2 separate regions of the Mus musculus genome follow, and region 2 is linked to region 1. The links are chromatin loops, found by intact Hi-C in ENCODE. Cell type or tissue: left cerebral cortex. All regions are shown on one strand. Each heading gives the region's core, and the rest is flanking DNA. Links, peaks and the distances in the headings are about the cores only. Region 1 holds the start of Srpk1 (serine/arginine-rich protein specific kinase 1). Region 2 holds the start of Slc26a8 (solute carrier family 26, member 8).

Region 1 (8,328 bases), core at 180-8,179:
GTGAGAGTTGTCTTGGTCATGGCGTTTCTTCATAGCAATAGAATCCTAAGAGACAGTCAGTGTGCAAACAACCTGTAGCAGTGTGTGTAGGAAATAGGAAAGGGAATATGCAAACATTCATCCACTCACTCTTAGTAGTGTACACAGCTATGCCAGCACTTTTCTAGACACAGAAGCTACAGCCAGGAACAGAAGAGAGTGTGCTTCACTGTGTGCACAACTCCCCATGAGAAGAACTAAGAAGCCCTCATGTATCTGAAGCCACCATCTCCTATCTTGACTTCCACAGGCAAAGTGCAGATTCCCATTAAGGTCCTACTGTCCAGAAAAATCCACGTTCTTGTAGGATAGTGGCCAAGATGGGCTACAGAGGCGGGCTGAGTGGGTGAAGGACAAGCATGCACACACTATTTTAACAGCATTGCAACATTTAAGGAAGGAAGTGCTGAATTTTACCTGAATAATTTCAAAATGGAGGTTCTATAGGGGAAGCTGACATTCAGACCAAGGAGCTGATTTAGAGTGTGCTTTGGAGGTCACAGTAATTCCCTGAGGTTTCAAAAGACAGGCTACAAATTTAGAAGGAAGCTGGAGAGGTGGCTTTGTAGTTAAACACTGGCTGCTCTTGCAGAAGACCTCGATTTTTCCCCCAGTACCTACATGGTGGCTCACAACCATCTGTAACTCCAGTTCCAGGGGATCCGATCCCTTTCTTCTGGCCTCTACGGGTGAATGCACATGATGTGCAGATATAATGCAGGCAAAACACCCTTACATAATACAATAATACACATGTCTCCAGCTCAGTGCTGGGCAGGCTTCCTTGTACATGCCACCTACAGACCTGAGCACCCACATTTGACACTGCATTGGAAGCAGACAGGTGGTAACTTCCAGTTACTCTACAAAACCCAGATTCTAGCTGTCACCTTTCATTGTTTCCTTTCTAACAGGAGAAAATCTTATTTACTTTGGCATTTTAACAGGTTGGGGCTTCAGTTAATTTGACAAGCCTGGATCTCATATAGAAACATCCATGTAAGCAAAATGTGCTAACATATTAACCTGTTAAATAAGGAAACATTTCTGACAAGAGTTCTTGAGATGCAATTTAAAAGCACACACTTAAATTTAATAAACCCATACAATTAAAATTACAAGTCAACCCTGAAAACTTCAGAAATGAAAACGGGGTGGGCCTAGTAATCGCAAGGCCCTCAGCTCTGCAAGGGCAGAGGGGGAAAAGAGAGAAAGAGAGAAAGAAAAAGACTAAAAAACAAGCAAACAAACCAAAACCAAATAAATAAATAAATAAATAAATAAATGAGCAAGGTAATTGGCAGAAGTGAAAATTAGCCAATTGGGGGAAGGAGGATCACTTTGTGTTAAAAACTTAAGTTCAAAAGCCTTTAAGTAGATGAGAAATATAAATTATTCCACATGACAAAGAACATACCATTTACAAACAGCTCTTAAGAGCAAGAAAAAGAGCTAAGTAGAGCATGCCTTTAGTCCCAGCACTTGGCAGGCAGAGGCAAAGGAATCTCTTGAGTTCAAGGCCCAGCCTGGTCTACAAAGCAAGTTCCAGGACAGCCAGGGCCACTGTCTCAAAAAACCAAAACCAAGTAAATAAATACACAAATGAAACTCATGTTTGCTAACAGATACGAAGCTAGAGCGGCCCACTTCCTGGAACTCCGGGGGCTACTGCCACGTCTCAGTCCACATGTAAAACTTAATGAAGAAAGCCCACTGTAAAGCACACAGGAAGGAGGCAGCGCGCGCACTGACAGCACCGACTTGCAGGGGCGCGTGAATGGCTCTACTTCCTACTAGGCAGTGCTAGGAACCTTTATGCATTCTTCCTTTATAAAGCTTCAGTGCAGCAATTTATACTAAAGAAAATAAAAAATGTCACTCCCAGCTTGGAGCTTCCTAGCTCAATCACACAATCAGATCTGCACAACAACTATAAGATTATTTAATCACAAGCATCGAGAAAACTGCAGTCCCAGCTAACCTCCAAGCTAACTATTGACATGAGTGTTCGATGCTGGACTCCATACCATCTAAAAGTCATGAGCTGCTGGAGTCTAGAAGCTTAGGGCAGACAGGAAGGCGGCAGGCCCTGCTGCACACACTGGGATCAGAATGCTCACAGGCGAGGTGCGTCACAGGTGGACCTCGAAGAAGCCCCTCCCCTCAGGCTCTAGCTTATCTGTCCCAACACAACAGGACGCACCATCTAGCCATGTGGCCACAGAGCACAGGACAGCACGCCCAACCCAGGTCCCAGTCCTAGCTTCACAGACCTCTTAATCACCCAAAGCAAAACTGATCACTATACAACTAGTTAACATCAGAATAAATAGAAAATGTCTATTTTCTATTAGGATATGGTGGTACACACCTTCAGTCCCAGCACAGAAGCAGGCCTGAGGTCAAGGAAAGCCTAATTTACACAGTAAATTCCAGGACAGCCAGGCCTATAAGAGAACCTGACCACCCTTACCCAAAACAAACAAATAAACAAACAGAAAACAAAAACAGAAAGGACAGAAGGATCTAAAACAGTAGGGTGGAGAAGAAATTGTTCAAGTTAGGCAAGGTCACTTCCCTTAACCTCACAGCACAAAGACCCAAAGGGACTGTGTTGTGGAGGCAGGAGCCCTAGAAGCCAGCTCTAGGACTATGGCACACTGCTCCAAGTGCCTAGGTTCTGGTTTTACAGGCAATCCACAGCATTGAGACAACCCACCCCTTTATAATACACATGGCTATATTATAGTGGAGCCCTTGAGAAGACTCTATGCCTGTACCAGTCAACACTTTCTTGTACTGCTCAGTCCTGACTACCTGTCATTGTGGCTGAGTGACTCAACATAGATATGAAGTCCAAGTCAGCCTACAATCAGAACTCAAAGTCAGACCTGCCTTACTCACAAGACCACACTATGGAAGGCCTTCCTAACAACCGCATGGGAACCTACACCTTTGTCAGAAAAATAGCAAATAAGTTGTCAGGAATGCAGTCAGGAACAGAGTCAAGATGGGGCTTCTGACACAATTTTTCTTTTTTGTTTGGTTTTTTTAAAAGGGTTTCTCTGTGTAGCCTTTGCTGTCCAGGAACTCACTCTGTAGACCAGTGTCTTAGTCAGGGTTTCTATTCCTGCACAAACATTGTGACTAAGAAGCAGTTGGGGAGGAAAGGGTTTATTCAGCTTACAACTCCACATTGCTGTTCATCACCAAAGGAAGTCAGGACTGGAACTCAGGCAGGTCAGGAAGCAGGAGCTGATGCAGAGACCATGGAGGGATGTTCTTTACTGGCTTGCTTCCCCTGGCTTGCTCAGCTTGCTTTCTTTAGAACCAATACTACCAGCCCAGAGATGGTCCCACCCACAAGGGGCCTTTCCCCCTTGATCACTAATTGAGAAAATGCCTTCCAGCTGGATCTCTTGGAGGCATTTCCCCAACTGATGCTCCTTTCTCTGTGATAACTCCAGCGGTGTCAAGTTGACACAAAACTAGCCAGTACAACCAGGTTGGCCTCAAACTCAAAAATCCACCTGCCTCTGCCTCTCAAGGGCTGGGATTAAAGGTGTGTGCCACCACTGCCCGGCTTCTGGCACAAAACTCTTAACAAATTAATTAATCAGAAAATTCAACTACTTGAAAAGCGGTTGGAGAAACGAGGGGGAAGTAAAATTATATTCAGTAAAATAAGGGTAAGAACAGAAATAACTAAGAACACAGACAACTCTAAGCTACCTGCAGTAGTGAGCAGAAGAGTACCTAACACTAAGGACGTTTGTCTGCTTTTAAAACAAGTATATGCAGGCAGGTGAGATGGCTCGGTAGGTCTGGGCTCTTGCTACCAGGCTTGAGGCACCAAGTTCAATGCCTGGAACCTACACGGGGAAGGACAGAGCTAACTTCTAAATGTTGATCTCTGACATATACATTCACATGCACAGTGTATGTTCACCCTAGACCATATGAAGCATTGAATATCTGCTAAGTATGTGACATCTACACATATTCACCTGCCACACAACAGTCCGATTCACCCTAATATCTAAATAAGATTCCATGTCTTACATCAGACAGACCAAAATACAGGTGATTAGCCAGCTGAGCGTGATAGCACAAGACCAGTAATCGTGTCACTGTGGAGGCTGAGGCAGGAAGATCACCCCAAGCTCAAGACCAGCGTAGGCTACATAGTGAGACTCTTATCAAAACCCTTTTAACCAAGTGTGACGGTGCAGGCCTTCAATCCCAGCACTCCAGAGACAGAGGCAGGCAGATCTCTAGTCCACAGAGGGCGTTCCAGGAGAGCCAGGGCTACATGGAGAAAAACCAAAATTAAAATAAGAGGGGAAAAAAACCCTTTTAAGTGTTATTAATAAAACCATTTCCTCCTTCCATCAGAAAATGTAAAACACTCATATGGCTTCCCCACGGAGTGCTGAAATCCCAGCTGCTGCTAGGACAGCTCTGCCGTTTCTATCAACCATTCAACAGAGGATTCAAACCGAGTTCTAGACATCCCTAAATGGATAACCATCCCAGGAACCTGCGCACTCTCACACCTGCCCACACCTCAGCGCTCACTCACACACACTAGAAAATGGAGAAGAGGAGAAGTCGGCACTTTATCAAAGAAGTCACTGCACGGCCTCCCCCAAAAAACTTCAGGGAGTCTCCTAAGCAACACCACCCACTCCACCCCGGTACAGTCGCGCAGCAGGGTGACCTAGGAAGACTTCTAATGTGTGGCAGAGCAGTGCAGACCCAGCTTGATAATACAAAACACCAAATAAATGGGAAAACACAGAAAACAGTTCCTCTGAAACAGAGTGCTAAGCAGAGAACTCTCTAAGTCCACCCGGAGGAACCTCTGCAACTAAATGTTAGTACAAGATCCTTCGTAAAGCTAACTTCTAAGCTCACAATGGCAGTGAGCCTGCAGTGGTGGCACATGCCCCTTAATCCCAGGATTCTCAGAGCCAAAAACAAGAGGATAAATTCAAGGCCAACCTGGTCTACATAGGGAGTTCCAGGTCAGCCAAGGCTATCTCAAAAAACAAAGACGTTGGTGGGAATGGTAGCAGCTAAGCTCACTTGAATAAGCCTCCACCCAGCGTTTCTATCAGACTGTGCCCTCTTTTGTGCACACACACCCCCAACACCACTAAACCACTATTACACATCAAATCGGGCAAGTGTAGCACTAGGCCCACCAAGCCGGAATCACCCAACCGGCACCAGCAATTTGACTCTGGACATTACTCCGACGTTACTGCTCTGAGGACCTGATAGTACGGCCCGCCGGTAATGCATAACTTAGCCGGCACACCGAGTGGACAGCAACGCCACAGAGTCTCCCAGACTTAGGAAGCAGAGTAATCAGGCGCGAGGAAGACTCCCGGCCGTCCTCCTCTACCCAAGCGAGCGTGTGGTTGGCAGGGCCAAGGGTAAACAGGGAAAATTCATTCAACAATTTCCCGATGGCGTAGCGTGCGGACAGACGTAGGAGGCAAGTTAAGACGCTGCGGAGCACGGAAGGAAGAGCAGAGTTCACAGACAGGCAGGTAATGATTGCCAGCTCCGGCTGCCGGGCCACACCTGGGCCTCCTCGATGGAGTTGGCGAGTGGTGCCGGGCAGGCTCCGGGTCTTTCCAGCAGACCCGAGCCTGGAGACCCAGCTACCTTCCACATGATTCCCGGAGGGCGAATCACACAGCGGCCCAGTAACCATGTGGCGGGGAGGGGTTGGGGGGGAACCGCCCGAAGCGCACAACCCGGTAGGGGGAGGAGGTCCCCGAGGAAACGCAAAGGGCGGGATGTTGGGGTACAAGACTCACTTCCTTTGGGCTTTGTCCTTCTTGGCCTTGGTCCTTTTCTTTCGGGCCTGGAGCGCGAGCACTGCGGGAGAGAGGGATGGATGAAGGGCCGATGTAAGTGGGAGGCGGGGAGCGGCGCGAGCACGCAGGGCGACCGGGCCTGAGGCTGCGGGCCGAGCGCGGGGCGGGCTGCTCGGGGTGCACAGCGGCTGCCAGGCCCGGCGCGCCCAAAGAGGCTCGGGCCGGCCATGAGGCCTCGCCGCCCCGGCCTGGGGGCTGCGGAGCGAGGGGCGGGGACGGCGGGCGCCGGAGGACGCCGCAGCCGAGGGGCGAGAGGCAAGAGTGACGCCGCTTCAGGGGGCCGCGACAGTGGCCAGAGAGGCGCCTGGCGCCCAGTCGGGGACCGCCGTGGCTCCTCGTGGCGGAGGCCGCTCCGCCGCTCACCTTTCCGCTCCATGGCGAGACCGGTAACCGCCAGGCGCCTGCGCACTCGAGTGACGCCGACTCGGGCTCCCGCCGCGGCCCAAATCCCAGCTCTTCCTCCCGGCGCGCGCCGGCCCCGCCTCCGGGCCCGCCCGACCACGCCCCACACGGCGTCGCGCGCCTGCGTGGTGAACACAGAGCCTACCACCTGCTCCGGGGTGTACGAGAGTGGAGGGCAAGGGACCGAGGGATCCTGAATGGGAAGCTGGTTTTAGTGTCCCGCCATAAAGCGCGCGGCTTGAAGTTCTTACCTCCTGAGGAAAGGCAGGGCTCCGCAGTCAGTCGGGATTTGCCTCAGTTTCCCCGGCCTGCAAAACTGCTTAACCCAAACATATCCCAGTTCCTGTCTGAGCTGTTGTAAGGGCCAATTAAGACATTAAAGAAAATGGGAAATTAAATTGTATGTGGATACACACAGAACAAAGGCTGGAAGGAGGGAACGTGTGCCTCTGTCCTCTTCTAAAGATAAAACCTTGGGCCAGCAGCCCATGCCTTTAATCCCAGCACTCCAGAAGCAGGTGTATCTTTATGAGTTCCAGGCCAGCAAGGCATATATAATGAGATCCTGACCCAAAATAAATCAATAAGAACTGGATGGGGGGGCGGTATGGGGGACTTTTGGGATAGCATTGGAAATGTAACTGAGGAAAATACGTAATAAAAAAATATTAAAAAAAAAAAAAAGAACTGGATCAGAAGCTGGGCAGTGGTGGTGCACGCCTTTAATCCCAGCACTTGGAAAGCAGAGGCAGGCAGATTTCTGAGTTCGAGGCCAGCCTGGTCTACAGAGTGAGTTCCAAGACAGCCAGGGCTACACAGAGACACCCTGTCTCGAAAAACCAAAAAAGAAAAAAGAAAAAAAGAAAAGAACTGGACCAGAAGACAGCTCAGCAAGTAAAGGTGCCTTAAGGACCTGAATTCAAATCCAAATAGGGCCAATTCCCACAGGTCTCTCTCTGACTTGCACACAGGACCCATGGCACATGCAACAACCCCTCACCCATAAGTAAGCTAAACAATTATTTTAAGTAAAAGCAAACACTTCTAAAGGGAATTTTCTAGCTGCAAGTTGAAAGCCTTAAAGGAAGGGTGTGAATGGGAATTCTGTTTTCTCCTTGAAGAACTCTCTTCATCGTAGGACTTACCGGGTGTTTCCATACTGTCAAGTGCATGATCTTATTAGATGCTGATGTCAACTTCAGGCCAAGGTAGTTATTATCCCCATTACAGAAAGATGAGAACGTGGAAAGGATTGTGTGCTCAGAATCTTGCTGTCCCAACCCAATGATTCAGGCATCAAAACTCCTATAGTAAAGTAGAATCAGCAGGCATTTATGAGAGAGATGGGGGAGGAACATGAGGCTCTCTAGACCCCAGTATTTCTTCCAAAACATAGACTGTGGGTACTGCTGTGGAGATTTATAGTAGGCACTGAAATTCGCAATTGGAATTGTATACTTTTCATGTGTTTCAGAACTCTCCTTTAGATCTTTTTTGTGATTTTCTTTTTGTTGTTTTGTTTGTCTGTTTGGGGGGTTTTTGGTTTGTTTTGTTTTGTTTTTGTTTTGAGACAGGGTTTCTCTGTGTAGTCCTGGCTGTCCTAGAACTCACTCTGTAGACCAGGCTGGCCTGGAACTCAGAAATCGGCCTGCCTCTGCCTCCTAAGTGCTGGGATTAAAGGCGTGCGCTACCAACACCCGGCTCCACTGAAGCCTTTTCAAGTGGCGTGCATATGTCTATATTCCAGCTGGCTAGGGTAGGGGCTCAAAAACCCAGCTCTATAAGAAGTGGGACTTGGGGGCTGGTGAGATGGCTCAGCAGGTAAGATGTCTCTAAGAGCACCCAACTGCTCTTCTGAAGGTCCTGAGTTCAAATCCCAACAACCACATTGTGGCTCACATCCATCCGTAAGGAGATCCGACTCCCTCTTCTGGAGTGTCTGAAGACAGCTACAGTGTACTTACATAAAATAAATAAATAAATCTTTTAAAAAAAA
Region 2 (8,328 bases), core at 47-8,046, 71 kb after region 1:
TCAAGAGCTGGCTCAGTTGTTGTTCTGCAAACAAGAAGACCAGGGTTGGCTCCTAGCCCTGACATGGCTGCTCACAGCCATCTGTAATGTCTGTTTCACAGAATCTGATGCTCTCCTCTGACCTCTGCATGTACCAGGCATACATTCATGCATATAGATTAATAAACATAAATAAGTACAGGTTTTCAACAATCCTTTGAATTGGGATCAGCACTGAGGCATCCTGAAGGCAGTCCAGCTGACTTCCTTTATAGCCCACAGCGTGGCCATGTTGGTGCACCCTGACCATTCCCTCCACAGTGCTAAAGGTTGAGGGCGAGGTTGTCTTCTAACTTCTCCATGGAATACAGCAGGAAGATAGCAGCATCTCCCCAGTGGGGAGCCTGGTGTAGGGCGGGGGGGGGGGGGCAGGAAGGACCACCCACGGTCAGCCTACAACCCCCTTCCCCTCACCCCTGGTATCTTCCTGATAACCATCACCTTGTCCTTTCTGACAGGCATAAGGAGTTCCTCAGTGTACCACAGTGATTCAGCATGGCCACAATTCAGGCCCTAGCTCCTCCACGGTAAAACAGAGTCCTGTCTTAAAAGTCACATGACCTAGAGAGATACTGAGGGTCCCAGCCTGGGGAATGGAGAACTCCCTGAGAAGGTGAATTGAGACCGAGTTCAAGTGGGGGGAGGGGAGAATAGGTATTTCAGGGACAGAATTTAGAGATGATATAAGGGAAATAAAATATCTGAGTGACATCAACTTTAAACTGAGAGAGGGAAGGAGGAGGGGGTGGGGGAGGAGAAAGGGGGTAGGTTTAAAAGTGTTCCTAGAGGAGGGCTGGTGAGATGGCTCTGCAGGTTAAGGCCCCTGCCAGCAAGCCTGACAACCGTGGGACCCATGAGGTGAAAGGAGAGACACCAACTTCCACAAGTTTTCCTGGGACCTGCACCGGGCAGTGTGGCCCACATCTATGACCACACACACAAAATAAACAAACTTCAAAAACAAAAACAAAAACCTGTTCCTAGAGGGAGCTGAGTGTGGTGGCACATGCCTCTACCCTCAGCACTTGGGACACAGAGGCAGTGAAGATCAGGGGTTCAAGACCAGCCTGATACACAGAAAGCTTTCAGTCATGAGCTCCTACTTCAAAATAAACAAACAAAACCACAAACCAAATAAAAATAATTTCCTGAGTCAGAATTTCTGGGGCAGTACAAAAGTATGTTTTAAGACGGGGGGGGGGGGGGGGGGGGCGGGGGGGAGCTCAGTATAGTGGCAGCACAGGCGCCTTTAATCCCCGCACTCCAGAGACAGAGGCAGGTGGATCTCTGTGAGTTCCAGGCCAGCCTGGTCTACAGAGTGAGTTCCAGGCCAGCCATAGTGAGAGCCTGTGTACACAGAAAGAGAAGCAGGGGCACAGCAGAGCTGGGGAGCCTGATGTGGAGCAGTCAGTAGGGTGGAGCAGCCTGGAGGCTCCCTGCACTACCCGCTACTTCTCTTACTTGTCTTTATTGTGAGACAGGCTCCCCACAAAGGTGGAGTGTAGTGGGCTTTGGCATCCTCCTCCTCCTGTCCCCAGCTAGCCAATGCTGGGTTATAGGTGTAAGCCACCATCCATGCCTTAATTCTTTTTGATTCTTCCTTCCTGGGCTGGGGACCCATCTGAGGGCCTAACACATGCAGGGCTACTCTACCCTGAGCTGTAGTCCCAGCCTTTATCTTTAAGCAGGCTTTCATTGCTAAAAAACACTTAAAAAAAAATACAAGCACGTTAACACAGCTCTTTTTGCTTCTGCTACCCTCAGCCATCTGTCCATCCATCCATTCACCCACTCACTGATTCGTTTAAAATCTCTATTTGGGATATTTTAAATGCAAAAAAATGTAACCCGATTTATAAAATTTTGACTCAAAGGACCAGAAACCCTCAAAATTAGTTAAGGTACAAGAATATCTTTTACCTAATTAAGTCATCTTTCACATGCTTTCTAAAACCATAAGACAAAATTCACTTCCAATTAAAAAAAAAAAAAAAAAAAAGCACTTGTATTTCCCAACCAAAAACCTCATTGCCTGTGACTCTCAGTTTTGGTGGAGAATGTATTGGGGATGGTCTAGTGGCAGGAGATGCTTGAAGGTGGCAGCCCTCCAGCTGCTGACAGGTCACATAAACACCTTCCCTTAATGCTAGTCAGTGTGATACCAAGCAGGTGTGGTAGAGAGATCCTCATTACTGGGCTGAACAGTGGAGACTTCATGGGGGGACCCAAAGTCCAGCAATAAGGACTAGAAGACAGAGAAGGAGGAGAGGGGACAGAGGGTGGGCTTAAGGCAGAGAGAACAAAATGAGCAGAACAGTAAAGTCTGGAAGCAAAGGGGGCCCTGAGCTGCGGCCTGATGAGGACACAGAGAGTGGAAGTGTGGGGGGCCCACAGTCCAGTTCCTTCAGCTGTGGACATCACAGAGATGCGAATTTTTGAAAGGATCCAGTATGCAAATTCCATGTTGTCTCTTGCCATTTCGGTTTCACGCAGCCTTTCTATAAGGAGAGAGAAGTTCCAGGGACCACCGCTATTCATTCATTCATTCATTCATTCATTCACCCACTCCTTGTGCCTGGGACACTCCTGGCTCTGCAGGTGACCCAAGCAGCCACGCTCTGGGACGCGAGCGGGCTGTCAGCTCCCAGGCGGCAGCCAGAGCTCCGGACCGCTCCCGACCCAGGCTCACCTGGTTTCCGGTGGCCCGCAGGAGCGCAGACGCTGGGGACAGACTCGGCTCCAGCCTGGCTGGCGGCAGCGCTGCGGACGCGGAGGCCGGCAGTTCCGGAGCCGTTGCTGCAGAACCCGCGGGCGTTCCGGCTGTGCGGGTGACGGGCGAGGATGGCATCTGGGCCGAGGAGAAGGGGTCCCTGCTGCCCTCCACATACCCGGATCTTCTAGAAATAGCCACGAGAATAAGATTTCCCCTTTCTCCTGCTCGGTGTAGGCATGGGTGGATGTGGGTTCTTACGGGTCTAACTTTCCCCATTCACTTTTATTAGCTTTCTCGGCTTCTACGGAAGATTCCACTAGGTGGGAATGCAGGGTCGCATTGATCTTGTAGAGACTAGAACCAGGGCCTAAGAAAGCTCAACAGACTTACCTAAATGAGATGCGGTCAGAATGCTCGCCCTAGTAGTTCTCCATACTCTCAGAGGCATGAATTAAGTCTTTAATACCCACCCCCCAATTTTCTTTTAAATTTCTAAACTTTGGATGGCTCTAAAGGGCAAGAGTCGGTCTCAAACCCGAGTGATGGTTTTTGGGGTGTTGCACATACGGTCTCATCACTACACAGCAGAGGCTTGGTCTCCTGGTTTTTCCAAATGCTAGAATTACAGGATTTGTAAATACAAATAAACAAATAAATAAATAAACAAATAAATAAATAAGAAGGGTCCCCTGGTCTTTCCAAATGCTGGAATTACAGGTTGTGTATAAATAAATAAATAAGAGAAAGGTCTCTTGGTCTTTTCAAATGCTGGAATTACAGGTTCTGTACATATAAATAAATAGTATGAAAGGGTCTCCTGGTCTTTCTAAATGCTGGAATTACAGGCTGTGTAAATAGATATATATGTATGCATGTATATGAAGGGTTTTCTGGTCTTTCCAAATGCCGGAATTGCAGGTGGTGTAAATATAAATAAATAAATGAGAAGACCTTCCTGAAATGGAATGACCTACTTGCAGTGTGTGTGTGTACCTTCCCCTTCCAGTAGTGGGTATTGAACCCAGGGCCTTGCAAATGCTGGTCCCCAGCCTGGAAGTGGCCATTCATGATGTCTACCTCTGACCTCGTGCATTGGAACTCCCTGTGGGTCCCTGGAACCTCCTTCTGCCACTTCTGCCTGAAAACATGTAGGAGCGCCTGGAGGGAGAGCCTGGGCTTTGAGGCAAGACTAATATTTGCCTAGGGGGCAGGTTTCACCAGCATCCCGAGGTGAGCCACTTGTCCTTGAGCAGACCGGAATGCGACAGCTTTCTGGACAGGGCCTGTCTGTTCTTTCAAGTTGTTCTTGGAAATTGACGACTCTAGTGAGCAGGTTGCTCGGAGTTCAAAGATCATTTGGCTCTCTTCCCCGACGCTGTCACAGCGGCTTTCCGCCATGGCGCCAGGCATTCGCCCGTGCGACCACAGAGAGGCGCGCGCGCCCCGCGCTGCGGCCTCCACCCTTGGCGCCCCGGGGAGCCCAGTCCCCGAGAGTTCCTGCCTCGGCTCCCCAAGCCGCGTCCCTCTTCTCGCGAGATCTGCCGGCCCTGCGCGCTCTTCTCGCGACCCCCCGCCCCGTGGGCAGGTTCCATATTGGGTAAGATCTGGATTCAGAGCGGGGCCTCCTTGGAGCTGTTCTCGCGAGAGTTCCGCGAGAGGCTCCCGGCCGCTGCCTGTGGGATCGCCGCCACTGGAGCCCAAGCGGGGCGCTGAAGCGCGAGCGGGTGTCTTGCGGCGTCGGCGTGCGCTCCCTCCCCGGGGAGCGGCTGCAGGAGGACCGCGGCGGGAGCAGCCTCGAGCCGTGCAGCCGGCTCCGGCACCTTGCCGACGCTCGTAGGAGCCGCCGCGGCTGACAGGGGCGGCGGGTCGCAGCCTCCACACCTGCGCGGGTGGCGGGCGCGGGGTCCGGTCTGCCGCGGGCGGGCGCAGAGGAGAGCGTGCGGCTGCAGGCAGGAGCCCCCGCTCGGCCACCTCCTCGCCCCGCTGCTGCCGCTGGAAGATGTCGCAGGAGAGGCCCACGTTCTACCGGCAGGAGCTGAACAAGACCATCTGGGAGGTGCCCGAACGATACCAGAACCTGTCCCCGGTGGGCTCGGGCGCCTATGGCTCGGTGTGGTGAGTGTCGCCGGGCCTCGGGTTAGGGGTGGGGTGGGGGGACGCGGTGGAGCAAGCAGGGTGGCCCTGCATGCCTGAGGGCCAGGCCTGTCCCCACAGCTCAGCGATGCGCCCAGCGGCAGGAATTCTCCTCCGGGCGTGTCTGGGGGTGCAGGGGGCAGCTGGAGCGGGACGTGTCCTGCACCCCTCGCCCTGCATACGCAGGTCGGGGGCGAGCCGTGTGCGGGAGCGGGTCAGCTGCGGACGCGGTGGGATGCTTCTCTACCCTGCGCTCTCCCTGCTCCCAAGACTGGCCCTCCCGGGGGTCCTCTGCTGCAGCGCGGCCTCAGGACCCTGCCTCCGGGTACCGCCACTCGGGACGCGGGAGCCCTGCCCCGGGGAGCAGACGAGCTGGGCGGAGCTCCAGCGAGGAGCTGTAGGGCAAAGCCTGACCCGGGGACTGCGGTCACCTGAACGAAACTTGCAAGAGAAAGCGCTCCTTTCCCGGAATTTTTTTTTTTTTCCTTTTTTCTCCCCCTTTTCCCATTTTTGCAAGCCTCCATCGAAAAATCCTGTCTCAGGAAACGTTCCTTTGGGATTCGCACTTGAATTAGCAGCACCCCGAAGAGCTTAAAATACCGACTTTATCTCGGGGACCACGGTGCCAGCTTGCGTGGTGTGTTTCCGATTCGGTTGAAAGCGTATTTCCTTTTCGGGGAGGGAGGGTGGCAGCGCCTTGCAAGGACGCTCCAGCTCGCCGCTTAGTCACATACCACTGCTCATTTCAGTATTGTTTGACAAAACAGTTTTCCATACCGAGCAGAGGGGCGCCCCTCAAGATCAAGAAGGTAGGACTAGAGCTGGAGGTGTAGATAGCTTTTAATTGAAGTAATTCATGGGGGTGCTTTTCTTTTTTTTAAGTCCCTTAGAAGATTTGCGGAGTTTTATCAGCTTGTAAGTACCGAGGTACGTGGTGGTTTTCGGGAGATCCTGGAACATAGGAAACGATGCTTTTTAGCTTTCCTTAACACCGGGTGGGGGAGGGGGGTAGGAGTGGGGGGGGGCCTATTTTAGTTCCACTATGGCTCTCCCTGTCTTGCCTGGAACTCAACAAATTTTGTCTGCCAGCTCTGAGAATAAAGGCTTTTGCTACCATGCATGGCCCTGGGAGCAGGTTTCAGATTAAATTTCTACCATAAAACTTCCACTCCAGAAATGTTCTAAGGAACTTTGAAGGATTCACGCAGTATCTTTTACTATATCTTTTAGAGCTCCCTATCTGATAGTAATCTGATAGATTCAGTAGATGAGCCCTTCCTGTGTTTTAGTGACTTACATGCATTCATGGTTTCCGAAGGAGTCTGGGAAATGGTTTTTGTTTTGGAACAAATTCCAGGCTTCTGGATGTGCTAACCTTTAAGTATGAGTCCTGTGTTACTTAAAGTCATATCGTGAATTTCCTGTTTGGTAGAATCTTCTGGGTAATTGAGATTGTGCAATTGTGTCCAGCAACAGATCACATTGCATTTGCTGGCTCAAGCTGCTTAAGCTATGTTGCAGATGATACCAACTTGGACATCTTTCTCACGAGTCTACAGAATGGCAGTTTACACTTTAAAGGAAATGTCAATAATATCTCTCATGTATTTGTGATTGATCTGTTGCATCATTGTTTCTCTAATAGTTACCAGCTCCTTAAGTATCTCCATTCTTCGTTCCTAATTGGTACAGTACCAGGCGTTTGTTTCCATTTGAATGCTCAGGGAGTGAAGCTCAGGGGCTTCTGGGATGGTGAATTTGCAAGGTTTCCTGTGGACACCACTGTCCTGGCAGAAGAGCCAGCTTCACAGTGAAGTGCCACAGTGAAACCAACTCCACTTCCTCTAGTGCTGCTGTTTTCTGTGTAATATAATTGAGCACAACCTCACAATTAAATAGACTTCTACCAAACAGCTTCTTAAACATAGGTAGTGCTGGCCCAGTGATGGAACGCAGTGGGACAGCCCTGGCCTTGCCTGTGGGAGGCCCTGCATTCCAGCCCCAGCAGCAGTGCACCACACAAAGCAGGTTGCTTGAAATAAGGGCCCAAAAGGTATGCAGCAAAAATCCTGTTTCTGCTCTCAGCCCTGCATGCTGGTCTTCCAGAGACAACCACTGTTTAGTTCCTTGCCTGACATTCCAGAGAGGTGTAGTTTCTAGCGTAGAGATTTACTATGTAGCCTATTGATGAGGAAAAGATAGCTGAAATTGTGTGTGACCCAGCAAATGTCACCTTCAGTTAGATTTGCAAGTGTTAACTTCTCTCAAGTTATTTGAAATTGTGTTTTCAATTAGCTTTTTAGGTGTGACTGAAAAATACTTTTTTGTTTGTTTTTTGAGATGAGCTGTCCTAGAATTCACATTGTAGACCAGACTGGCCTCCAACTCCGATCAGCTGGACTTTGCCTCTCAGAGTGCCTGGATTAAAGACTTGCAACACTACACCTGACTTCTTGAATTTCTTTTTTAATCCACTTTGAGGCCTGTGTTCCCTTTCTTCACCTTCGTTCTCTGAGATAGTTTGATGTTGGGGAATAATGAAGTCCATTTGAATGGATATAATTGAGGGGGATTTAAACTGAGCTCTTGAGAAGAGAGGAGGCTGTTCTACTGGTGACAGTGGAATAAGTCAGGAGGGACCTGAAGTCTCTTCAAAAAAGGAATCTCTGAATTGGACATGATACACTTTGATTTGTAACTTAATTTTTTTCTTTTAAGTTTAAGATTAATTTTAATTTGTATTATGCAGTGAGCGACAGTAACAAAAAACAAGCAGCAAACTGTAGTATTACCAACTGTGACTCAAAGTTGAATGAGAGTCTAGAAATTGAGAATTGGCTTGTTTTTACAAATATCTTTCTTTTTAAAAGTGTAAAGGGAACTAAACTAAGTTCTCTAAGTTTTAAGGAACTGTATTTACTGCCTGAAAAGGGAAACAAGCAAAATCATTAAGACCACATTGTTGCAAAGCATTGATTGTGTGGTTTGGGACATAGGGGAAAATCTTTGTGGTGAATTTAAGGAAATACAAACGGGAACGTCAGTGTCTTTCCTCTGGGGAAAGGGGCTCTCCAGCCCCTTGCTGGACACACTTGGGTACCATGCCTTGGGAGTGAGAATTAAGAATTACTTCTAGATCATTCACAGCTATTTATTCATTAGTCTGGATTACATAACACCAAACTCTGGCTAGAATCAAGGCTAGATTCTTGAGCTAAAAGTACAGAACGAGACAGCTCATTTTGTCATTGGGCTTGTAGAAGAATGGATGGATTTAATGGCTGCATTTTATGGGTTGCTTGCTGTGTTGTAGGCATGGAGATGCTTAGTTTATGATCGGCATGTAGACATGTAACAAACTTGTAGCTAAACATGGTAATTTCTTCTAACTAAATCTGATTTAGCATGCTATATAGGACAAGATTATTCCAGTAAATATAACA

The links. Peaks named below come from ENCODE experiments on the same cell type or tissue, not always from the same donor. Only the 100,000 strongest peaks of a DNase experiment are listed, where the experiment ranks them.
Region 2: it touches region 1 in a loop (2.3-fold over the local background); 5 of 42 quality-filtered maps call a loop at or near these places.

Annotation. Positions count from the first base shown.
Region 1 is chr17:28,616,107-28,624,434 of GRCm38, forward strand. Srpk1 (serine/arginine-rich protein specific kinase 1) reads right to left here and starts at 6,415. Exons shown (of 16, transcript NM_016795.4): 1 at 6,294-6,415; 2 at 5,871-5,931. The coding sequence starts at 6,306. In left cerebral cortex, for the core only: no CTCF peak of the experiment used is centred there; DNase peaks (open chromatin) are centred at 319, 754, 1,794, 4,682 and 3 more places; H3K4me3 peaks cover 2,721 bases; H3K27ac peaks cover 2,660 bases.
Region 2 is chr17:28,686,989-28,695,316 of GRCm38, forward strand. It overlaps Slc26a8 (solute carrier family 26, member 8), which reads right to left and starts at 2,999. Exons shown (of 20, transcript NM_001290320.1): 1 at 2,729-2,999. It overlaps Mapk14 (mitogen-activated protein kinase 14), which reads left to right and starts at 4,354. Exons shown (of 12, transcript NM_011951.3): 1 at 4,354-4,867. The coding sequence starts at 4,752. In left cerebral cortex, for the core only: a CTCF peak has its summit at 4,180; DNase peaks (open chromatin) are centred at 1,550, 1,711, 2,841, 4,323 and 1 more place; H3K4me3 peaks cover 4,404 bases; H3K27ac peaks cover 3,898 bases.